Regions from separate parts of the Mus musculus genome. Here region 1 is linked to region 2. A link is a loop called in an ENCODE intact Hi-C map of the cell type or tissue named here. Cell type or tissue: left cerebral cortex. All regions are shown on one strand. Each heading gives the region's core, and the rest is flanking DNA. Links, peaks and the distances in the headings are about the cores only. Region 1 has its middle 150 kb from the start of Gm48750. Region 2 has its middle 110 kb from the start of Gm51794.

Region 1 (12,868 bases), core at 5,100-10,099, 88 kb after region 2:
TAAGTGTGGGCCTCTAGACCTGGTTGACCCAGAGAAGAGAGAGTCCACACATAGACCCAAGAGATACTATGCAATCTTGCCCCTAAGTTATTTCTGATTGATATATAGGTAGGGTTTAGAATTCCTGGGATTGGGGGAAGAAGGAGGAGGAGGAGAATGCATAATAATAATAATAATAATAATAATAAGAAGAAGAAGAAGAAGAAGAAGAAGAAAGAAGAAGAAGAAGGAAAGAAAGAAGGAGGAGGAGGAGAAGGATGCGAAGGAAAGAAGAAGAAGAAGAAGAAGAAGAAGAAGAAGAAGAAGAAGAAGAAGAAGAAGAAGAAGAAGAAGAAGCAGAAGAAGAAGAAGAAGAAGAAGAAGAAGAAGAAGAAGAAGAAGAAGAAGAAGAAGAAGAAGAAGAAGAAGAAGAAGAAGAGAGGTGAATGGAGAGGAAGCTACCATGGGTTAGCTAAATCATGAAAACATGGCCCCGGGGGCTGGCCAAATGGAGTTAAGAGCAGCCCAGATGAAAAATAGTAAATAATAACTCAGGGTTATCAATAGAAAAGTAGATTGTAATAGCATAGAGGATATCTGCTATTAGATATTAAATATCTGCACAGTTCTTCTGCTGTTTAATGCTTATTGTAAATATAAAGGTTGTATGTATCTTTTCTCTTGGAGCTAAATGGTCAAAGGTATGGTAGAAACCCTGAATTGGGATTAAAAGTTTCAACAACTCACATCACTTCTAGGAATATGTCTAACGTTAACTACAAAGACACTTGCATAAACACACCTGTCATACTATTTATAACAGCTCTGGATTCAACCTAGATGTTCACTGATAGGCTTGTGGATAAAGAAAATTTTGGAGATGCATATACCAGAATCTTTTTCTGCTACAAGCAATAAAATAAAACAAAATAAAACTGTGTCTTTTAAGGGAAGATGGATTTAACCTGAATGTCATCATGTTAAACAAAGGATGACAAATTCAGAAAGATAAATTATCATGCTTTATCACATATGTGAGATGACACAAAACACATGCACACAGACACACAAACATACAGAGAGAGAGAGAGAGAGAGAGAAAGAGAGAAAGAAGGAGAGAGAGAGAGAGAGAGAGAGAGAGAGAGAGAGAATGAATAATGGAGGATTGTAAGGATTGTAGCTGAGAAATAGGAAAAGCGACCAGTGGCTGGGGACTGGAGTTAAGGGAGGGAAATATGAGGAAAGTGTATATTTATCCACAAGCATCAAAATGTTTTAAGGAAGCACATTTATAACAGAATACAATGCCTAAGTAAAAAAAAAAATTTAAGTGAAAAGAACAAGAAGCATCATGGAGTGGTCATTGGATCACAGCACATTCCCTTCTCTGCCAGACAGGTGTAGAGAGTGGTCCTCACCCAGCATGAAGAGGGAACGAGTTAGTGGGCTCTTCTGTAGGCCATAGTCCTAGCATCTAAATGGATCTCCTCTATGCTGTCTTTGCTTTATGACAGACATTTGAGAGAATTCTCCACCTGGACCTGTATTACTTTAAGGATCTATATGGACTTGGATGTTAGCTTAAGGATGAACAACGGACAAATTCTTGGTTTGAAAATCTTGGAGAACCTTCATTACTAGAAAAGGTGAAGTAGCATATCCCTCCAGCTGCAGCTCTACCCTTGAGACAGCTCCCACCTCTCTGCTTTTGCTCCACTTTCTTTAGGCTCTACATTTTCAACCTGTCAGTCACCAGAAAACCAGTTTTCATTTAGGAAGGAAAGCTACTGGTAGGGAAACTTCTCTTAGAAAAGTCATAGTGTCTTTTTTTCCTCTCTTTCCTGATTGGTTCATTTCTAGCCAAGCATATCTCTCTCTTAAAAGACTTCAGTAGAAGCTACAACTCATCCTACTCAGTCACAAAGGGCTACACTCTTGACTGGCACTTTGGACATTATTGTGAGGTATAACATGTAGTCACATGGCCTGCTATTTTGTAACATTTTAACTTCTTTTTTTTTTTCCATTGTTTATTAGGTATTTAGCTCATTTACATTTCCAATGCTATACCAAAAGTCCCCCATACCCACCCACCCCCACTCCCCTACCCGCCCACTCCCCCTTTTTGGCCCTGACGTTCCCCTGTACTGGGGCATATAAAGTTTGCGTGTCCAATGGGCCTCTCTTTCCAGTGATGGCCGACTAGGCCATCTTTTGATAACTATGGATAGACGAAGGGAAGATCTTTCCTCATTTCTCTGGCTATGTAGATAGGATTTTAGACTTAATAGATTTTAACATTTTAGAGGTTTTCTTTTTTTTTCTTTTTTTTAATAAATAAATAATTTTTTATTTTAACCCAGAGAATTATCTGGATAATAAAATTAATACATCTTATTTTATTTTTTTTTTACTAACTTATTTTTTTTACTGAATATTTTCTTTTTTTTTCTTTTTTTTATTACATATTTTCCTCAATTACATTTTCAATGCTATCCCAAAAGTCCCCCATACCCTCCCCCCCCACTCCCCTACCCGCCCACTCCCCCTTTTTGGCCCTGGCGTTCCCCTGTACTGGGGCATATAAAGTTTGCGTGTCCAATGGGCCTCTCTTTCCAGTGATGGCCAACTAGACCATCTTTTGATACATACGCAGCTAGAGTCAAGAGCTCCGGGGTACTGGTTAGTTCATAATGTTGTTCCACCTATAGGGTTGCAGATCCCTTTAGCTCCTTGGGTACTTTCTCTAGCTCCTCCATTGGGAGCCCTGTGATCCATCCATTAGCTGACTGTGAGCATCCACTTCTGTGTTTGCTAGGCCCCGGCATAGTCTCACAAGAGACAGCTACATCTGGGTCCTTTCGATAAAATCTTGCTAGTGTATGCAATGGTGTCAGCGTTTGGAAGCTGATTATGGGGTGGATCCCTGGATATGGCAGTCTCTAGATGGTCCATCCTTTCATCTCAGCTCCAAACTTTGTCTCTGTAACTCCTTCCATGGGTGTTTTGTTCCCAATTCTAAGGAGGGGCATAGTGTCCACACTTCAGGATGTGGAGAAAGAGGAACACTCCTCCATTGTTGGTGGGATTGCAGGCTTGTACAACCACTCTGGAAATCAGTCTGGCAGTTCCTCAGAAAATTGGACATAGTACTACCGGAGGATCCAGCAATACCTCTCCTGGGCATATATCCAGAAGATGCCCCAACTGATAAGAAGGACACATGCTCCACTATGTTCATAGCAGCCTTATTTATAATAGCCAGAAGCTGGAAAGAACCCAGATGCCCCTCAACAGAGGAATGGATACAGAAAATGTGGTACATCTACACAATGGAGTACTACTCAGCTATTAAAAAGAATGAATTTATGAAATTCCTAGCCAAATGGATGGACCTGGAGGGCATCATCCTGAGTGAGGTAACACATTCACAAAGGAACTCACACAATATGTACTCACTGATAAGTGGATATTAGCCCCAAACCTAGGATACCCAAGATATAAGATACAGTTTGCTAAACACATGAAACTCAAGAAGAATGAAGACTGAAGTGTGGACACTATGCCCCTCCTTAGAATTGGGAACAAAACACCCATGGAAGGAGTTACAGAGACAAAGTTTGGAGCTGAGATGAAAGGATGGACCATGTAGAGACTGCCATATCCAGGGATCCACCCCATAATCAGCATCTAAACGCTGACACCATTGCATACACTAGCAAGATTTTATCGAAAGGACCCAGATGTAGCTGTCTCTTGTGAGACTATGCCGGGGCCTAGCAAACACAGAAGTGGATGCTCACAGTCAGCTAATGGATGGATCACAGGGCTCCCAATGGAGGAGCTAGAGAAAGTACCCAAGGAGCTAAAGGGATCTGCAACCCTATAGGTGGAACAACATTATGAACTAACCAGTACCCCGGAGCTCTTGACTCTAGCTGCACATGTATTAAAAGATGGCCTAGTCGGCCATCACTGGAAAGAGAGGCCCATTGGACACGCAAACTTTATATGCCCCAGTACAGGGGAACGCCAGGGCCAAAAAGGGGGAGTGGGTGGGTAGGGGAGTGGGGGTGGGTGGCTATGGGGGACTTTTGGTATAGCATTGGAAATGTAAATGAGCTAAATACCTAATAAAAATGGAAAAGAAAAAAAAACAATTAGAAAAGCTAGAGAGTTGGAGTAGGCAAAACTAAAAAAAAAAAAAAAAAAAAAAACCACCAAAAAAAAAAAAAAAAACAATAAAAGGAAAATAGCAAGATAAAATCCAAAAAAAATAAAAATAAAATAAAATAAAATAAAGTTAAACACATTTTATATTAAATGGGTTTTATGTGGTTCTTTTTTTTTTTCTTTTTTGGTTTTAGAGCTTTATTGTAGAAAGGCAGGGGAAAAGAGAGATGGTAGAAAGAGAGAGGGGGAGGCCAGCCATGGCCACATGGAGAGAGGGGGAAAGAGAGAGAGAGAAAGAAGGCTAGAGAGTAAGAAAGGTAAAAGCTTAAAAAGCTATGTGGTTCTTTAAGTTTTGAACACACACACATGACACACACACACACATGACGGTGTGTTTCTGCCATCATGGTTGTGTGTGAGGTCTCAGGACAGCTTGAGGGAATCAGTTCTCTGCTTCCTCAGTGTAGTTCCTGGAGATTGAATTTAGGTAGTCACTCCTGAGGGCAAACACACTTACCCACTGAGCTACCTTGCTGGCCCTTGGTTTTATACTTTTTATATTTCTAATGTAATGAATATGTGATGGTTTGTATATACTTGGCTCAGAGAGTGACAGGATTAGAAGGTGTGGCCCTGTTGGAGTAGTTGTGTCACTGTGGGTATGGGTTATAAGACTCTCATCCTAGCTGCCTGGAAGCCAGTATTCTGCTAGCAGTCTTCAGATGAACATGTAGAACTCTCAGCTCCTTCTGCACCATGCCTGCCTGGATGCTGCCATGTGCCTGCCTTGATGATAATGGACTGTACCTCTGAACTTGTAAGCTAGCCCCAATTAAATGGTGTCCTTATAAGATGTGTTAGTCCAGGAAGATCAATGGAATAAAATTGAAGACCAGAAATGAACCCACACATCTATGGTCACTTGATCTTTGACAAAGGAGCTAAAACCATCCAGTGGGAAAAAGACAGCATTTTCAACAAATGGTACTGGTTCAATTGGCAGTCAGCATGTAGAAGAATGCAAATCAATCCGTTCTTATCTCCTTGTACAAAGCTCAATCTAAGTGGATCAAGGACCTCCACAAAAAAACAAAACAAAACAAAAAACAAAAAACAAACAAACAAACAAACAAAAAAAAACAGATACACTGAATCTAAAAGAAGAGAAAGTGCCAAAGAACCTCAAACATATGGGCACAGGGGAAATTTTCCTGAGCTGAACACCAATGGCTTATGTTCTAAGATCAACAATAAACAAATGGGACCTCATAAAATTACAAAGCTTCTGTGAGGCAAAGGACACTGTCAATAGGACAAAATGGGAAAAGATCTTTACTAATCTTACAACCGATAGAGGGTTAATATCCAATATATACAAAGAACTCAAGAAGTTAGACTCAAGACAATCAAATAACACTATTAAAAATGGGGTAGAGAGCTAAACAAAGAATTCTCAACTGAGGAATATTGAATGGCTGAGAAGCATTTAAATAAATGTTCAACATCCTTAGTCATCAGGGAAATGCAAATCAAAACAACCCTGAGATTCTACCTCATGCCAGCCAGAATGGCTAAGATCAAAAACTTAGGTGACAGCAGATGCTGGTGAGGACGTGGAGAAAGAGAAACACTCCTCCATTGTTAGTGGGATTGCAAGCTGGGACAACCACTCTGGAAATCAGTTTGGTGGCTTCTCAGAAAATCGGAAAATAGTACTAGTTGAGGACCTAGCTATACCACTCCTGGGCATATACCTAAAAGATAATCCAACATATAACAAGGACACATGCTCTACTATTTTCATAGCAGACTTATTTATAATAGCAAGAAGCTGGAAAGAATCCAGATGTCCCTCAACAGAGCAATGGATACAGAAAATGTGGTACATTTACACAATGGAGTACTACTCAGCCATTAAAAACAATGACCTTATAAAATTCTTACATAAATTTGGATGGAACTAGAAAATATCATCTTGAGTGAAGTAACCCAATCACAAAGAACACATATGGTATGCACTTGCTGATAAGTGGATTTTAGCCTCAAAACTCGGAACCCAAGATATAATTCACTGACCACATGAAGCTCAAGAAGAAGGAAGACCAAAGTGTGGATGGTTCTGTCCTTCTTAGATGGGGGAACAAAATACTCATGGGAACAAATACTGAGACAAAGTCTGGAGCAGTCTGAAGGAAAGGCCATCCAGAGACCACCCCACCTGGGGTCCATCTGATATTCAGTCACCAAACCCAGACACTATCATGGAATGCTTGTTGACAGGAGTCTAATAAAGCTGACTCCTGAGAGGCTCTGTCAAAGCCTGACAAGTACAGAGGCAGATGCTGGAAGCCAACCATTGGACAGAGCATGTGGTCCCCAATGGAGGAGTTAGAGAATAGACTGAAGGAGCTGAAAGGGTTTGTAACCTCATAGGAAGAACAACAACATCAACCAACCAGATGCCCCCCCCCCCCCACCAGAGCTTCCAGGGACTAAACCATCAACCAAAGAGTACACATGGCAGGAGGGGGGAACCCATGGCTCTAGCCACATATTAACAGAGGATTGCTTTGTAGGGCATCAATGGGAGAAGAGGCCCTTGGTTCTGTGAATGCTTGATATCCCAGTGTAGGGGGATGCTAGGGCAGGAAGACAGGAGTGAGTGGGTGGGTTGGGGAACACCCTCATAGAAGCAGGTGCTTCTATAAACACATAAACCATATCTATAAAGCACATAAACCATAGCAACAGCACATCAGAAAATCCAGGAACAAAATGGCGAGCTCTGTGGGCGCAGATAAACTGATGCCTGTTGTTATGGTGTTGTTTTCTCTGTGTTTCTCTTCCCAATGATACGTCCTCAGCCTGATAATCTACGTAAAACTCCCCTACGATCACATTAGAATCATGAAAAATATGTGTGAAACATTTTACTTATGCTCAGTGACATGGAGTAGGAGGGTAGAGAGGCGCTCAGTGACATGGAGTAGGAGGGTAGAGAGGCAGAAGAATATTTTTGTGACAGTTTATATTCCAACAAATAATCCCATTCCATCCTCTTGATAGGTTTAAAGTGGACTCTCAACACATATTATACATTTTACACATTTAATCATAATCATGCTTTCTTCTTATCTGATGTGAATATCCTCCATTTATATATACGCTTAATTGATGCCTACCCCTTAATAATTGATCCAGGCCAATTATAGCAGCTCTGTCCTATAAAACTACGGTTGTTAGAGGCATGCCAAGTAGGAAAATGTTTAAATCCAGACATAAAAATGTCTGTGATAAAACCAGGAGCTTTGAATTTCATGGTCCTTTAATATTGCCTTTGAAGTAATGAAAAAGCCATTTCCCACCGCTTGCTTCAAGGACTTCACTAATAACATCATCCACAAAGGACCGATCTTTTTTAAAGCGGGGTATTGTGGCCTTATTCTAAAGCATTTAAAAATCGTATAACAAACTTTTCCTGGAATTTCTCAGTCTACCTTTTCAATTCTCTCTAATGAAATACTTGTTAAGCAGGTTACCCTGTCTTAACCTCATGGAGATGCCTGTGGCAGAGGGCTTGCTATTCAAAGCAGTTCCAGAAGGAGAGGAAAGCAAGTTGCAGGTAGCAAGCATGAAGGGCATCATTGCGTAGATGATCCAAAGAGCCAGGGAAGAGCTTTTTCATTGGTCTTGTCTTCAAGTTCAAGTAAGGCTTCAGGGAGACAGCATGGGGATAGCTTTGTGTTAGTCTCCAGTGGACACACAGGCCTCTTTTAAACAGCAGCCCAGTTAGAAAGAACTGGGCTGGCCAGGCACTCAGGAGGTCTTTGATGAGTCAGTGGAATCTGCAGGGATGTTTGCAGAATTCTCTGTGTTCATTGAGCTTTATAGCTGTGTCTCTGTGTCCTGAAAATCACCAGACACTCCAAGAAGTGGAATTTTAGAAACCCCTGAAATAGGCCGTCTAACTAAAAAAAAAAAAAAAAAGTTTAAAATAGAGTGCCCCAGGAGCAAAGAAATTCAAGGAGGAAATGACTTTCCAGTTTCATTTCACATGGGGTCTGTGACTAGCGCATAGCAAAGGGTAATTATGCAAGATTCTCTTGAGGATCCCTCAGACTGGATCAAAGTGACTTGGGATAAGCATCCCAGGTGGGGCATTTTGTGTATGCTTTGTTTTTCTTCTGGAAAACTACAATCAGGAACTATTCTAGGAGGTAACAGTGAGGAATTGGCTGACTGTTCTACATGATCATGCCAAAAAGGAAATTACATGAATGAATGAACACGGTGAAAATGACAGACCTTCTGCTGCAGAGGAGGAGCGGCTGGCCAGAGTGTGCACCTATCTTTAGGATCCCAAGAAATAAGACAAGCCTTCTCATCATAACGGCACACAGTGTGGCTGCTTTCTCTTTCAATGTACTTCACCTATTGTGTGCGCGTGCACATGTGTACACACACACACACACACACACACACACACACACACACACACTGACAATAGACAGTATCCAGTCTAGAAGCATTATCAAGACTTCAAAATAGCTTCAGCTTCATACCTTTGCATTACTGTATTCTACAAGCCTGCCTGGATTAAACCATATGTAACTTACACTATCCTGTGATATACTACGAGTTAAGTTATTTCTGTGGGCAAAAAGCTTCATAGAGTAGGTGATTCCCACCTCTTGAAATTAGGAATATATTTGAATATTTTGAATAATTTTCTACAGAATTTAAGTTGATTTCACATTCATGTGTTCATTTCAGTGGATTTAAAAACAAGCTATCCCTCCTATAAAATATTTGTGATGTGCTTTACTGGGAACAAGAGAGAAAGATTATGTGTGTGTTGCGAGGTGGGGTCATATAAAAGACAAGACGGTCAGTTTATCTCATCGCAAATAAAACAAAATTCTTTAAGGCTCAAATGAGCCACAGGGGATAGCAATGTCTTCCATTAAAAAAAGCGTACAGAACGGAGCCATCTGTGTGGCAGGCCTGGGAAAGCAGAAGCGTGGGTGTCAGACCAGCTAGAGGCTGGGATGGAGCCTCTGGCAGCTCCTCTCTTGTAGTTCCATGCATAAGAGGTACTGGATTGGCAATCCTGAGTGATGGCTTCCTTCCCGATTATTGCCTGAGTTATTCTAGAACTGTTAGGCTTTTCATAGCACGAGTGATCTACTCATAGAATAAAAGAGATCTTAATAACAATTATCATATTTCATTTTAGTTTCATTTAAGAAGTAGGATTCTTTAAACAATTTGTTTTTTTTTTAACTTAGAATTTAGTCTGTTTAAATCTCGTTCAAAACTCATCTTCTTCAACCAAGACTATTTATAGCTAGCCCTAAAGTTAGTCGATGTTCTCCAAGTTTTCTTATGCTAGGTCTTAGAATATATTAAGTGGTCTTTTTCTCAGACCAAGAAGAGTAATGTCAGCAAAGCTTGAATTTGTCTCTGTAATATTTGAAGTGAAAATTCACTGTATGAGGCCAAATACCTTGGTCAGTAGGTAAAAGCACTTACCACTTTTACAGCGGACCTGAGTTTGGATCTGAGCACCCATGTCAGGTGGCTTATGACCACTTGTAACTCAAGCTACCAGAGAATCTGACAGCATGTCTGGCCTCCTTCACGGATTCCTTCATAGGCATGCAAACACTCACGAGACGAAAAGATATAACACACACACACACACACACACACACACACACACACACACACACACACTTAAAATAGTGCATATTTAAAAAAAAATTCTCTGGATGCTATAATTAGCTGACTTTTTAACACCTGGACTGTGCTGTGGCCATTGGAGAGGTTATAGAAATGTCCTTGTATAGTTTATCCAAGGCGAATGGATGGCAATGTAGATCAAGCCTATATTCCTACTACTTGAAAAGCTGGGACATTCCTCACGATCTCAGGCCACATAGTGTGCTCCTGAGCACAGTTAATACCAGGGCAGGACTGAGAAAGAGAAAAGCTTGACACTTTGCCTCACTTAGACAAAGTTCTGAATTAAAGAGGAAACACTGCAGTAACTTGACAGTCAGGACAAAGAAGACACCGCAGAGTACAAAAAGTAGCATCATAAGTATGTGGAAAACAGCTGCAGCCTGGCGTCTGCAGAGACTGTACAGTGCTCCCCAATACCTAATATTGAGATTTCTATAGCACCAAAGGGGGCATTACATTCATTAAGGTCAACAAGAGCTTGTTTGGCTAAATCTTCAACCAACAATGAAAAAAATATGAGGCAATGTCTTTCTGTGACCTTCTAAAAGCTGGCCAGCATTTATGGGTGATTTATACTTCTCCCGGTCTTAAATTTATAATGTTTTCTCTTAGCACTATCATCAGAGGACACACTACTACATAGGTTTCCAGGAGAATAATGCACAGTTGCATTAAACATTAATAATCAAAACCAGTGATGGATTTGTTCACAACTGAGAGCCTGAAGTCTTCATGGTTCATAATGAGAGAAGAACCTTTATATTCATCATGTCCCAGCATCTTACTAAAATGTTTCCCTGGTGTCAGTAAAGCAGGGGTCCAGACTTATTAACCATATGGACTTAAATCCACCCATTCTCCCATAACTCTGAGCAGGATATAAGTTTAGAAACTAGAGATGGAAAATTGTAGTAAGAAAATAAAATTATTGCTTTTTAAGTTGTAAGGTCATATATTACTGGGAGAGTTCTTTCTTCCTTCTGAGCTGTGGATAGATTATAGCAGGCAACCTGTGTGTAGGTGAGTAAAGTGGAAACGGGGTTCTTTCGAGCGTCAGTTGTGTTGGATGGTGACTTGCTGGGGCAAACACGTGAAGGAGTATTTTCCTGAAGTGGACACAGGTGAAAGGCTAAGGCAGACTCGTGAAGGAACGTTTCACTGAAGCAGACACAAGAAAAAGGATGTTCTGCTAAAGCAAGCACATGAAAGGACATGTGATGAAGGATTCTTTGCTAACAACACAAATGTATTGATCCATCTTATATTGTGTATCTGAGCTTCATTTGTTGAGACTCATCGAACTTGGGCTGATTGGATGCATGTGGTGAGACAAGGCCCATGGAGGACATGTGATGTTTGGAGGCTATAAATAGGACTCCGTGACAGAGACAGAGACAGAGACAGAGACAGAGACAGAGACAGAGACAGAGACAGAGACAGAGCTTGGCTTGCTAGTTCAGCTAGCTGTACAATGCTTGTCGGTCTTGTGTCTTCGATGATCTCCACATATATAAGAGTACCACAGCTGAGAACTTCTCCTGATGTCCCTCCAGGTCCTTCCTGCTGACCTGAGCAGAGGCCTGGCTGTCTCTGCTAGGTCCTGTCCCCACTGTTGCTAACCTGACTCTACCAAACTGGACTGCCGGTATATCTGTGAAGTGTTTTCAAGTGGATGGAGCTGCTGCTGTCTGCTAACTTGTGAACTGAACTGACAATTTCTAGCAACACAGATAGAAGTTGCTCCAAAGAACCTTTCTAAACAGGTCCAATTCCCTGTATCCTTTCTTTTCCACTACTTCTGGTGGGTGATGGGTTACAGGGGAGGTTAAAGCTTTTAAGAACTAACATTAAAAATAAGGTTTGAAAAAAATTAAAGTTACAGGTGGGAGTCTCGTTTGTTTGTTTGTTTGTTTGTTTTTTGTTTTGAAGCATTTATAAATTCATAGGGATTGTGTAAAAAAAATCCAAAAACAACAAAAAAAAGAAAATGCAAACAAACCAAAAAGAAAAAAACAAAAACAAAAAAATCCAAGGACCAGCTGTTCCAAGAAATATGCTGTCAATAAAGTGCTGGTTCTAGGTACCCTGGAAGGAGCACCTTCTATGGCAGAAAGCAGAAAGATATCATGGTGGTTCATCAAGGTTTCGATTCCAGAACCATTTTTCAAGGTCTGCTGTCAAGGATTCTCATTTGATGGCAGACGATAAGAACCGTCAGGCCACCAGAGGGATGCAGTAGATTTGACATCAATGAATACAGCTTGAATTCGCTTCAAGCTGGTCTCAGTTTTCTGCAGTTAGTAAATCCTGACATCCCTTCCATAGCCAAAGCATGGTGGGCTTTGCAGCTGACCTTTGCAAGCAGCATGCTGAGGAATCTTCCGCTCACATGGAACATAGGCCAAGTGCAACTACTGTTCCTAGAAGGACTTGGAGATAAGTAGCTACTTTGGAAACCAGAAACGAGACAGTCTGTGTGTTTTTCTTCCCCTTCCCACAAAGATGGTCCTGTGGATAAAAGGCTGAACATTATAGGAGCTATCTATGCACTATGCCACTAGCTATATCCAAAGCTTCCTATGGGTGGAGGCCACCATACAGTTTTCAAGGATAAGCTTCCATGCATAAGGTGACTCTACAAATCAGCTTTCAACAAAGGCTCTGTTTCTCTGTCAAGAAAGACGGTGCAGTGAAAAGTGTTTCCTTCTTTCTGCTGTGATAAAGCACCCTGGCAAAATAGCATGGTGGAGAAAGAGTTTATTTTAGTTCACAATGCCAGGTTCTAGCACATCACAAAGCAGCAGCTATGTGAAGCATGCAGAGTCACAATCACATCTACTCTTTAAACTAGAGAGAAATGAATTGATGCATGCATGTTCATTACTCAGCTCACCTTCTTTATTCTTACATGATTCAGAATCTAAACCTAGGGACTGGTGCTACCCACAGTGGACAGTCTTTCCAATTCAAC
Region 2 (12,868 bases), core at 2,906-7,905:
CTCTGCGACCTGGCTACCTTCAGATAGGTCCCAACTCTTTGAGGTTCAACTTTCTCAATATCATCACGCTGAGGATGTCATTTGCAGGACATGAACTTTGGATGGACACTCTCATATCTTATCCAGCTTTAACAGATCTTTGGGTAACTTGGTAATAAGACCATGTGTTTACTGGTAGAGACCGGCATGGTTCTCTTTCTTGAATGGATCTAGAAATAAATGTTTGTTAAAGCTGTTATCAGTACTGGTAAATATATTTTATAAGTTTCTCCTTATGTATCTTTCCTAGTTTTTAAGAAGGAGAGGACAACATTACATACTTAATTATATTCCTTTATGCTCATTTAAAGGTGATAATAAGAGTGTTCTCCTGGTTAACTTTAGTTGTCAACAGCCCAGAACTTTCTGAGGGAGTCTCAACTGGGGTGCTTCCTCCATCAGATTAGCCTGTGAGAAAGCTAGCTGAGATAAACAAGTGAACAACCCAGTAAGAAGGATTCCTCTAGGGTTTCTGCCTCAGCTTCCTACCTCCTGGAGTTCCTGCACTGACATGTGTCAACAATAGATGGTAACTCTCCTCACCAAGTTCCTTTATCACAGCAACAGAAAGCAAATGACCATTTTGATCACATTGGCCACTCAAAAAGTCAGCTCAGCAACCCAGGCCCCCTTTAGCACACACTTATATAAAGGACAGAATTTGGAAAGTTTTCACAGCTAAATTAAGTTTTCCTATATAACATTGTTATTTTACTTGGAGTGGGGCTAAATTTCAATTGCATTCTTACATAAAGCTAGACATCAAAATACATTCTAGGGCTGGCGTGATAACTCCATGGCCATGCTCATCTGATAACATATATGCACAGATAAATTCTTCCTAATGCTGTGTAACCATGAGAACTAGAGTCTCTATCCCAAGAACCTGTGGGTGGTGGTTTGAATATGCTTGGCCCGTGGGAAGTGGCACTATTAGTAGGTGTGGCCTTCTTGGAATAGGCATGGTGTTGTTGAAGGAAGTGTTTCACAGTGTGGGTGGGCTTTGATATCTCTTAGGCTCAAGCTCCACCCAATGCATAAGAGACCCTTCTCTTGGCTGCCTGTGGAATACAGTCCCCTTCTGGATGCCTTTGAATCAAGATGTAAAACTCTCAGTTCCTTCTCCAGCACCATGTCTTCCCAAATGCTGCCATGCTTCCCACCATGATAATAATGGACAGAGCCTCTGAACCTGTAAGCCAGCCCCAGTGAAAATTTTTTGTTCTTTTTTGATCAGAGTTGTCTTGGTCATGGTGTCTTTTCACAGCAACGAAGCCCTAACTAAGACACTGTAAATGTCAGGTGGGTGTGGCAGGGTCCCTGTCACTTCAGTGCTTAGAAGGAGGGATAGGAGATCCTGGAGCAAGCTGGCTAGCCAGACTAGACATATTGCTGAGCTCTGGGGTGAATTGAGAGACCTTCCTCAATGAATGCCTCAGGTGGAGAGTGGCTGAGAAAGACTCTCAGTATCAATCTAGCCAAATATCTGTGCCCATGAACACAAACATACATGCATACTACACCCCCACACCTCCCCCCACAACCATATACACACGTAAAAGCTATATACATATACACACACATGCACGCGCGCGCGCGCGCACACACACACACACACACACACACACACACACACACACACACATCCATTGGTCACATGATCAAACTTTACAACCTTTCTCAGCAAATGACTGACAAGAAAGAGTATTCCTTGCTTACTCATTCTGAAATTTATTTTTTAGTTATTAGAATCATATAGGATTAGCCATTCCCGTTTCCAGGAAATCCTTTAATTGCTATCATCATTTTGGTAACCCAATGTAGACTATTGTCAAAACTCACTCTTAACCATTTTTTTTTCCTAAGAGATGAGACACACTGGCTTTTATATCTTGTGTTTCAGCTTTTCCTGGATGGACCTATCCTTGTTCTTTTAAACAAGGTAGTTAAAGCAATAATCAGCAATAATACTCTTAAACATTTTAACAAACTTGTGGTTAAAAAAAGGAGATAAACTGCATATGTCTAAGTTCCTCTCTCAGCCCACAGGCTCAGGAATATGAATTAGGCATGCTGATATAAATGTTGAATCTTTAATATTTCACACCAAAAGAAGCGCCTCCAGGTAGCTTTCTGCATACTGCTGTAATCTTGGGTAATGAATTAATCATGCTCATCCGTAGCATAGAATGTGAGGGTGGAATTCATACTGAAGAGCGTGCATCAGATAAGAGAGCACTTCTGCTCCTGAAAATGGTTTCAACTACTACATTAGAGTTCCTAGAACTGACTAATCTCCACAGATTGCATCTAAAATTAATATAGGCCCCAAATCCCCAGTCTCAGAACAGAGCCAGATAAAAATCCCAAAGCAGACTGCCAGAAGAGCTTGCTAAGAGAAGGGTACCCTGGGATCCAGTAATATTAATTCAGTAAATAGGAATTTATCCCACTTACCCTTGTCCTGGGGCCTATCTGATTAGCAGTCCATTTATAGCTGTGGCAGACAGCAATCATTTTGCAGGAATTTGGCTCTCTTAACTAAAGAAGGAGGGTTCATATGTACATTACCATTCCTTAGGTCATTTTTGCCTTCTTGGGTTACACGTAATTAATATTGAAGTTGATTAGAAATGTAGATCTCCTTAGTGGTCATAATGAAGCAACGAGTGACTCACTGGACATTATAACTCCCTATCTATTACACAGCAGGGTAGGTTCTTCACTTGATCTATTATATATGTTTTGCTATCCGTTCAACCAACAAATGTCTATAATCCTTATTATTTAATAGATGTAGTCACTTTTTACATTGTAGCTTAGGGTAAGTAGTACTAACCCTTGATTAAAAATTCATGTGCCTGCACTTGGGAGGTTGACCAGATCTCTGGTCTAACAGTGCGTGGTTATAGGACAAGATGGAGGTGACTGTACAAAGTCAGTAAGGAAGAATCTTCGGAAAAGGGAGAATACTTTAACAATGTGTCTGATATCAATATATTTGCCATTGCTTCCATATGTTCATTCAGCCAGTCACCCATTCATTTTTAAAAATAAATGCATTAGAAAATTTTAATGTCTCAGGTACTTGGTAACACAGATTAGAAAAAAGGGCTCAGTATGGACTCTGCCATTCACTGGGTTCATAGAAAGAAGATACAGGGAAGGAGGGAGCAATGGAGAGGAGTTATAGCCTCATTGAAAGGCCCATCATGAATTCATTCACCTAGTTCATAAGTAGTAGTTTTAAGTTTGAAAGGGTAATTTACTTAATTGCATATATATGAATCTATGTATGTATGTGCATGTCTATCTATCTATCTATCTATCTATCTATCTATCTATCTATCATCTATCTATCTATCTATCTATCTATCTATCTATCTATCTATCTATCTATCTATCTTTTAGTGACTGTTCTATTGTTATGACCAAAAAAACTTATAAAAGAAAGCATTTAATTGAAGGCTTGCTTATAGTTTGAGAGGGTGAGTCTATGACCATCATGGAAGGGAGCATGGAATTAGGCAGGCAGGTAGTAGGTAGGCAGGCAGTAGGCAGGCAGTTGGCATTGAGCTACATCTTGATCAGAAAGCAGCAGTCAAAGAGGGGGGAGGGGAAGGGGGACACATGTCCTTCAACAAAGCCACATCTCCTAATATTTTATAAACAGTCCACTAACTGGAAAATGAGTCTATGAGGTTCATTCAGGTATTTTCATTCAAATAATCACAGATATCCTACCTACTTCTGAATATCAGCCTTTATCTTTTATCATTCTGAGTAGCATGGAAGTTTTGCTAATGAGATGCATAAAGTGTAGTATGAGAAGTTATTTATAAATTTGTAACACACAAGGTCAGGTGGTCTAAGTCCTACTGGAAAACTATGAAGCATTATGAGAATTTAGACAGAGAGACATGAGATTTGCTTTGATTTGAGGAACATCAGGAAGTCAAGTGTCTAGAGAGGAGCTAGTTTTCAAAGGGCGTTAAAGACCATGCTGGAATTCAAGGGGCAGATGAATACAAGAGCTCCAAAGTTGTGAATGCAGATGTTACCTGTTTAAAAACCAAAGGAAATATTAATCTCCACTCAGCAAGAAAGTGAGAAGTTACAGGCAGAAGACATCATTTCTGTGTCCAGTGGGGTGGGTAAGACAGAGATGTTTTGTAACTGCTTTCTGTAAGTGAAAGTGTATTTACCTGAGATAGGGCACTGCCCATAGTTCCAAGACTTGGTTCTATTCAAGTGTAGCCAGTGTGTTCAGGAGAGTTACCCATAGGAGCATAGCTGATAGGTTACTTATAGGAGCAAAGGTAACTCAAAGGCGTCGCTGGAGCTCCCTCCCCCCCACCCCCTGCCCTGACCACCTTGCCCTGGTGAGGACTCAGATAAGCTGCATGTCTGGATCTCTCTATATATATAATGTAGACACAGTGTGTCTGGCAGGAAAGTCTCCCTTCATTAGCAATAGCTATTGCTTGTATAAGGAGAGCCCATCTGCCAGTTTTAGAAGTTTCCAGAACCTTGTAAGTTCTGCTTATACCCCAAGTCTTCCTAAGCTTGCTTCAGGAGGATATTACTAGGCTACAGGGGCAGAGGCAGACTAAGGCTTTCGAGCAAAAGGGGAAACAATGAGGGTAGTGCTTGTTTAGGTGTGTTAGGTTAAATGATTGGGGCAAGCGCTTAGAGAAAACGTCTAGCCAGTAGCTCACACAGTCTCCTGCCTTTTCAGTATATTTAGTCCTTACTACGAGAGACAGTTACTGTGCAAAGTGTGCACATGATGCTGCAGGAAGGAGCTGGAGAAGGGAAGTGAGAACCGGGGACATATGGGATGTCCATATTTAGGAGCAGAAGGGAAGAAGAAAGGGGGAAAAAGAATGTGGAGAGGTGGAGTGTGTGCAAGCCAAGGAAGAGGATGCATTCAAAGCTGCGAGAAGACTGTTTGTTTAAAAAAAAAAATAAAGTGACTCAAAGTTCTAATTCACAACATTTGTTCAGATGCATCCCATATGACCTGGAGACTCTAAATAGTAAAGGAGGCTACAAATGAATATTTGTCAGGAAGAGAACTTTCCAATAATAAACAATGCATCTTGTCAGAATTTGCTAGAGAAATCTCACTAATACCAAGACTATAAACATCCTAAGGATAGTTAATACAATAATATGCATACTGCTCAACATACACATAGCATATGTGCAACATGACACACATGGTCATAACTGTATTCTTAACTAACAAAAGGTACACATGTATGGAATTGGTGCATATGACTATAGAGACAAGCAAGCCCTGATATCTTCAGGATGAGCTTGCAACTGGTGAACCACCCTTTGGATCCAAGTGCTGTTTAGCGAGAAGGATTTTTTGGGGGAGAGCTGACATTTTGTTTCACATCATTTTTTAATGGGTTGGATGCAGTCCATTCACATTAGAAAAGGCAATCTACTTTATTAGTGCACTAATGTCTTAATTTCATCCATTTGTTCCTTCATTGGAGAAAGAACAAATATCTCAGCCCACTGTGGCACAGTCAAGCTCACATATAACCCTTACATAATGTAAGTAGACATGTAGAAAATTGAAAGCACATATATCTAGACAGTATTTTGCCAAGATGAGACAGACAAATCTGAGTTTGCACAATTCATGTCCTGTTTCTACTTCTGTCTTCTGAGGGCTAAGCCACAAGCCTGATCCTCAAGCTATAACCACCTGACCGATCACTGCAGCAAGTCTGAAAAAAGGGGGTATATAGCTGTAATCCCAGCACTTAGAGCCTAAGGCAGGAGGGTTACTATAAATCTGTGGCCAGCCTGGGCTACATTGTGAGACCCTAATTCAGAAAAACAAATCAAAACAAACAAACAAACAAACAAACAAAAACAACCAACCAACCCAAAATCCTACAAGTCTACAAGTATCAGGAGAGAGACACTTTAACGCCCAAGTCATATGCTCAGTCACAATTGACATCTGGTGGTTGGAACCCATGAGGCCTGTGGCTTCCCGGACTATGGAGGAAAAGCATCACCATTTATTAAAGTGACTATCTTTAGATAAGATGACTTGCCTGCAAGTTCAAGATACAAAGCTAGAGATGTGTCAGGAAGACTCAAGCAGGTGTGAGAAGCAGAAGTATATTTCAGGTAGTTGCCCCTGAGATAGCAGGAAGAAAGCGTCTCAGCAAATTCTAGTTCTAAAAGCTTAGAAGGACAAGGCCACACAGGCTAATATTTCACCACTTCCCCAGTGTATGTGTGTGTGGGGGTGTGTGTGTGCGTGTGTGTGTGTGTTTGTGTGTGTGTGTGTGTGTGTGTGTGTGTGGTGATCTCTCAGCCAAAGCTGGAAGAAGTTGGAAACCTCATTCCATGGAGAGTAAGACAGAGAGTAGTTACAGCACACTTGACTAGTGGGGAGTTTGTGAGAGAGCCCAGTGGTTATAGGGATTCACATCGCTCTTCCCATATGGCCACGACACTTCTTGTCTCTTTGACCTATACAGCTCCAACGGGAATGGTGCCAAAGTAGAGTTTGGGAACAAGAGAGACTAAAGTCTTATATCAAAATGCCAAGCGTTACTTAAAAGGACTGGCTAACCCAATTAACTAAATTAATGCAAAACAAGGCCTAAAGACTCTCCCTGCCTTCCTATCCAATGGGTAAGAGGCTATAGGGCAGGGCAGTAACATTACAGATGAACGTAACACCGTATATGTACACACTGAAGTGCTGTGGGGTGTGAATTTAAAATGCTGGCATATCTCCATTTGTTAAGAACATTAAAAATCCAGTAATAGTCAAAAGGAATGTGCCAGAGAAGAAACCAAGGTTTATTGGTTTTCTTAGAAGAGAAACGCTAGGATTTCAGAAGAGGATCAGTTAAAGCCAAAACCAAAACCACCAGTCATTTCATAGCTAAGACTTAGGAGTGGCTAAGAAGCAGAAAAACACCTTAAATCCAGACACTGAAAAACATAACAGCACTTTTTTGTAATTGATTAGAAGAGGCAATATTGACATGGGTTTTTGGAAAATCAATTCAGCAATACACATTTGGGAAGATCAACATATTCACCACTTCTGATCTGTCCATTCACTTCTCGGAGATTATCCTAAAGATTATCAGAAATGGGGACACATTTAACAATCAGTTGACATGCTCACAATATATGGAAATGCTGGAGGATGGAAAGCTCTTCCCAAGCTCACAGACAGATATGTGTGTACTCGTCTCATTGTCAACACTGCCCACGTGACTTCCTTAATATTCTATGTTGTATTTGAAGATACATTTTTTTTCAGACAACTGGAATATGTCTTGCCATAGTTTAAATCTGTCTTTGAACTTGTGAAGACATGCTGAATAGCTTTGCAAAATTCCTTCATTAAATGAAAAACTTTTATTTGTTTATTTACTTTAGTCCAACGTTTTCTTTCTTCTTTCAGTGCTACTGGGGCTAAGGCTGTTTTACATTGTACATCTCAGGATCAACACTGTTTCCTGTCTGGCTGTGGGCATTCTAGCTGGCCTGACACAGAGAAATGAACGCACAACTGTGCACAACTGCGGTTTCATGAGAGACTCTCCACACGTCTGTGGGTGTAGAAAAGAGTGAGTGGCAGTCTGGTGGGGACACATGTAAAGAGAAGGGACGGGTTGCACTTGGCTGTGTGCAGCTGAATACCTCAGAGGAGGCTGCATGGAGGGCGGCAATCCATCCTCGCAGTTCAGGATCCACAGTTTGTGGTAGAAGGCAGGACAGGAGAGATTAACCTTCCCTTGTAAAACTCTTTTGGAAACGCATGTCCTAAATTGTGTTATTCTCTCTCTCCCCGCCCACGCCCTTTCTCCCTTCCTTCCTCCATCTCTTCTTTCTTCTATCTCTTCCTCCCTCCTTCCACCCCTCCCACTGTCTCTCCCTCCCTCTGTCTCTCCTTTCTTCCCTTCCTCCCTTCCACTCTCATTTTCTTCCCCCTCTCCTTCTCCATCTCCCCATCCCTCCTTTCTCTCTCCCTCTCCTCTTTCTTTTCGTTTTTTTGGAGAAAGTTTTCACATAGTGCAGGTTAGCTTCAAACTCCCCATGCAGACAAGTAAGACTATGTTGGATCCTGCCACCGTGTTTAGGTTTTACAGTGCTGTAGATCAAACCCAGAAACGCAGGACTTGGTGCATGATAGGCAAACACTCTGCCAACTATGCTACATCTCCATCCTCAGACCCCCATCTCTTAATTCTGTGACACGGCAACACCTGGACATCAGAATTGTCACATTTCAACCTTGGTGGACAGTATAAAGCAGGGTTTGAGAGATGAGTAGGCGGGCCACGGTGAGATGGGAGGATGAGGCTACAGAAACATGGGTCAACGTACAGAGGGGATCTGGAGAACAGATACTGAGAGCGTGAAGAGCTCTTCCACATGGTTGTAGGTAGAATACAGAAAAGCTTCCGAGGAGAATGGACGAGTGCTTGGCGGTCAGATCACAAAGGGCTAGGGAGGGACTTCAGATTCTCACCTGTAAACAGCCACGGCTCAGTGAATATGGCAAGTGTTCAGACTTTAGAATTAACCCCAAATGCAGACATTTTGTGGACTACAGCTTTCACGGATCCAATTAGAGGCACAGGCACCATATTTAATGAATGATGGACCCCGAAAGCACAGAAAGGAAGGCCTGCAATCAGAGCAGGAAGGGGTGGGAGGCGGGAGGCGGAAGGCGGGATGTGTCCAATCAGCTCCCTAGTAGCACTTTTTTTTTTTTTTTTTTTTTTAATGAATGGACTCGCACAGCAATTTTTAGGTAGATCCACATTGAAAAACACAGCAAAGGTTTTCTTTAAGTTTTCCCTTTTAAGTAATTAGGTAAATAACTGCCCCAGTTAGGTTTGAGGGAAAAGAAAACAAAAGAAGTCTGGAAGACTCCGCCCCTCACCCGCCCTCCCAACCCTGTGCTGTGCACTGAGCCTCCTTTTCCGCCCGCGTGAGCGAAGGGAGCCGCTTTTGAGAGAGCTGGAGGAGTTTCCAACAGACATCATTATAGCAAGGGAGAGAGAAAATACATTATTACTACTATTATTATTTTTCTACTCTGCAGCTGTGCTTGTCTAGGTATTGGCTAAAGAGAGAAGGGATTTTTTTTTCTTTTTTCCTCACAGACTGTAGCTTCCTGATTACCTAACCTAATGCTTGCTATTTTAGAGACAGCGCAACAGGGGAGCCAGATCTTATCTGTGACAAAGAATAAAGTCTGACTCCAAACAGCCAAATGAAATCCAAAGTTGTCTCCTAGCTACTGATCTTAGTTGGCATCTGAGAAATTCAGTAAATGACACTGATCCCCAGGAGCTAACCCCATGTCCTCTGACCCAGAACATCAAAGGGATTGGGATACACAAGGAAGAGGGGGGAAGCCCAGACCTAAGCTGCAGTTCTAGTTTTGAAAAAAAAAATTTTGATTAGAACGATAATAAAATTATGCGCAATGAAGGACATAGAAAAATTGGGAAAAGCTACCCTAGAAATGACATTATTTGTTTCTAAAACACACACAGACACGAATACAAACATACAAATAGACACAGATATAGCATATACACACATAGACACGCACACATATACAGAAACATGCACATACACAGAAACACACACATCACAGACATGTGCATATGCAGCACATACACATAGACACTCAGATACACACAGACACAACACATACACACATATACAAATACACAACACATACACATAGACACACACAAAGATAGACATAGCACAGACACAACACATACACACAGACATAATAAGACGCACAGACACACAGATATAAAACATACACACATATACAAATACACAGACACCACACACACACACACACACACACACACACACCTCCAAATAGGGCTCTGGCTTGGCTTACCTACCAAATAAAATGTTAGATAGATTTTTACCTCTTTTCTCATTTGGTTTAGTTCTTGCAGCTAAAGCCCTGCTTGTTCGGTAGATTTCAGAGTACAGGAAAATGACAAAAGCTTTCTTCATAAGGAGTCCAGGGGAAAGCAGGAGGGGAGAACTGAAATGATCCCACCACTCATTACTTGCTTGGACTAAGTAAGCATAGGGGATGAACCAAAAGACCTAATAATTAGTTTTTTAAGTAAAAATTTTCTGATTGAAAAGGGCAAGGCTGAAGAATAGAAGGGGCAGCAGATATAGCTTCTAACTGGAAGCGTTTAAGAAACACCTTATAATGATGGCTTCTGCCAGTTTGAAGGCCAGCCCAGAGTTAGAATGAAAGTGAAATCTATCCCTAGAAGACCTTTGATCAGCCACCACCCCCTGACAGAGTAAGCCCGTGCAGACACAGAAGCACTCCATCCTGGCATGGCGGAGAGAGCCCTACCACCACTCAATTAGACAAAAGGTGACACCCTGGGGTTTATAATTCTAGAGGAGCCCCGGCTAATTTATGCACCTGCCAGTGTGTGCCATGCCAAGTTAGAATCTCTTTTAACATTTTCATATACTTTCCTTCAAAAGTATTCATATTTATGAATGCCGGCTTGGTAATGCTATTCTCCTGCAGAGAAAAAGGAAATGTGTTCATCTTAGCATTTGTGCCTGCTTCCTCTACTTTCCTTCTTGTTTTAATTAACAATTGCTCAGTGCCCCAAGGGCTGTCATTAATTAAAAGATTAAAAAAAAAATCCTCCAGGAATAAGTAGGGCTGGTGTTTTCTTCTAACAAAACAAAACAAAACACCCCCCCAAAACAAAACCCAAACAAAAAAAAAACCCCAACACCCCCCACCCCCTGCCCAAAACAAAACAAAACCTAAAACCCGTGTTTGTTTTGAAGCTTGAGCTTGAATAGGGTTTTCCTTCAGAAGGTCCTTTCCTTGTGAGTAAATTCCTGTCCAAGTGATTTGGTGGTAGATCTTATGCAAATGGGAATTTCCAGTATAGGAAATAAAACACTTTTGATGTTTTATTAATTCCCGCTTTGCTTAGAGTTTGGTGAGTGAGTTTTCACACCATGGGCACGAGGCTTTGGTTGGAAAGAATACAGACGTCTGCGGCTGTTGCATTGGGAAAATGTGCAGGTTGGTTGATTCCTTTTTTTGTCATTGTTTAAGAAGTTTAATAAAAATCACCGATGGAAGCAGATTGAGGCAGGAGATGGGGCTTCAAGCAATTAGGCTGTAACTTACACTAATTACTATCTTGACCACTGATGGATTCTTCTTCTTTTTTTCTGCCTTTAGTCTATGAAAAAAACAGATTAAATAAGAGACCATAAAGGGACCAAAATGATTGCAAAGGTGGCTTAATGAAAAAAGAATAAAATGTTCTGCGGTTTTATGGAAGGTTATAAACCTTATGAAGTGAGCTATTTTCAGAGGATAAAATGCTGTTCTAAGAGTCACCCAAAACCTTCACCAATTGCAGGGATAGCAGTGTTTCCACTACCAAGGTCATCAGAAGATGTTCATAATAGTTTATTGTGGTTTAAATCCCTTGAAATTCTTTGGGTACATGTGAATGTATGTGTGTGTTCAAGTGCAGATGCATGTGTGTACCCATACACTATGTGCACAGGTATGTGCAGGTCAGAAAACAATTTTGACCTTGCTTCTTTCTCAGGTGCCAAAACCTTGAGCCAGTGTTTTTTATTGCCTGGGAGATCATTGTGAAAGCTATGCTGGTTGACCAGTAAGCTCCAAGGATCCACCTGTCTCTACTGCCTTGCCTGTGGGATTACTCAGGTCTTCATATGCCCATAGGAAGTGCTTTACCAGTGGTGCTGTCTCTCCTGCTTTTAAACACTGTTGTAGTTTCTCAGTTTCATCGCAGTGTGAGCCACAGGAAGGAATTAAAGATTAATTTGTTCTTGGTTTGAACCACAAAACTCAACATGTCCTTATTCAAGGTCCCTAGGTGGGAAGTGCTTAACAAATGGGTAGGTCTTTTACCCAGTCCTCACTCCTAGCCTATTTCAGCACCAACAGCAAACACACACTCTTCAACATTTTTCCTAGTCAGTCTTCCACCAGTTCTGCTCACTGCATTTCTCTCTCCACCCTAGGAACACCTCACAGCTCTGCATCGGCACATGGAATTCACCTGCTCAAAAGCACTGGCTAACATGTTCACAAACCTATAACAGAGAACCTTAAATACAAATACATTTCGAGCCTTGGGGTCACATCATTTGGAATACTACCTGTTCTTTAACTGAAAAATACAGCTAGCTGTGGTGGCGCACGCCTTTAACCCCATTGGATCTCCAATGTAACCCCAGGTGGATCTCAGTTCAGGGCCAGTCTGGTCTATGAAGGAAGTTCTAGGACAGCTATGGCTACACAGAGAAAGCATGTGTGAAACAAAACAAAAACAAAAAAGAAAAAAATGCATTCAAAATCACACATGCACACTCACCCACACACACCAGCAGAAAACACATGATAAATTAAACACATGAAAGGGGAAAGGTTAACAGAATATTTGTTCTTTTCGCATTTCCATATTATTATTTTTTGTGTTTTGCAGCCACCCATTTAACATGATAACCATAATATCTTAGATGATATTTATTTTTCTATTTAGCTGTAAACAAAAGATGTTTCCACATCTCTATCCAGTCACCATGCTTGTGATATCAATGGAGTATGTTTGCTAAGTGAACAGACCAGTGTTTGTTTAACCATTTCTTTGCAGTTAGATGTTCAGGTAGTTTCTAATATTGCAGTTATGAATGGTGCTTTCTCATTTTTGTTTACATATATGACCATTTCTTAAGGAAAGGGTATCAACGTAGA

Evidence for each region. Peaks named below come from ENCODE experiments on the same cell type or tissue, not always from the same donor. Only the 100,000 strongest peaks of a DNase experiment are listed, where the experiment ranks them.
Region 1: it touches region 2 in a loop (11-fold over the local background); 2 of 42 quality-filtered maps call a loop at or near these places.

What each region holds. Positions count from the first base shown.
Region 1 is chr10:9,195,104-9,207,971 of GRCm38, forward strand. No RefSeq gene overlaps it. Among named protein-coding and RNA genes, the nearest start is that of Gm48750, 150 kb to the right of the region's middle. In left cerebral cortex, for the core only: no CTCF peak of the experiment used is centred there; DNase peaks (open chromatin) are centred at 8,026, 8,407, 8,838 and 9,186; H3K27ac peaks cover 345 bases.
Region 2 is chr10:9,109,043-9,121,910 of GRCm38, forward strand. No RefSeq gene overlaps it. Among named protein-coding and RNA genes, the nearest start is that of Gm51794, 110 kb to the left of the region's middle. In left cerebral cortex, for the core only: no CTCF peak of the experiment used is centred there; DNase peaks (open chromatin) are centred at 4,856 and 7,678; H3K27ac peaks cover 299 bases.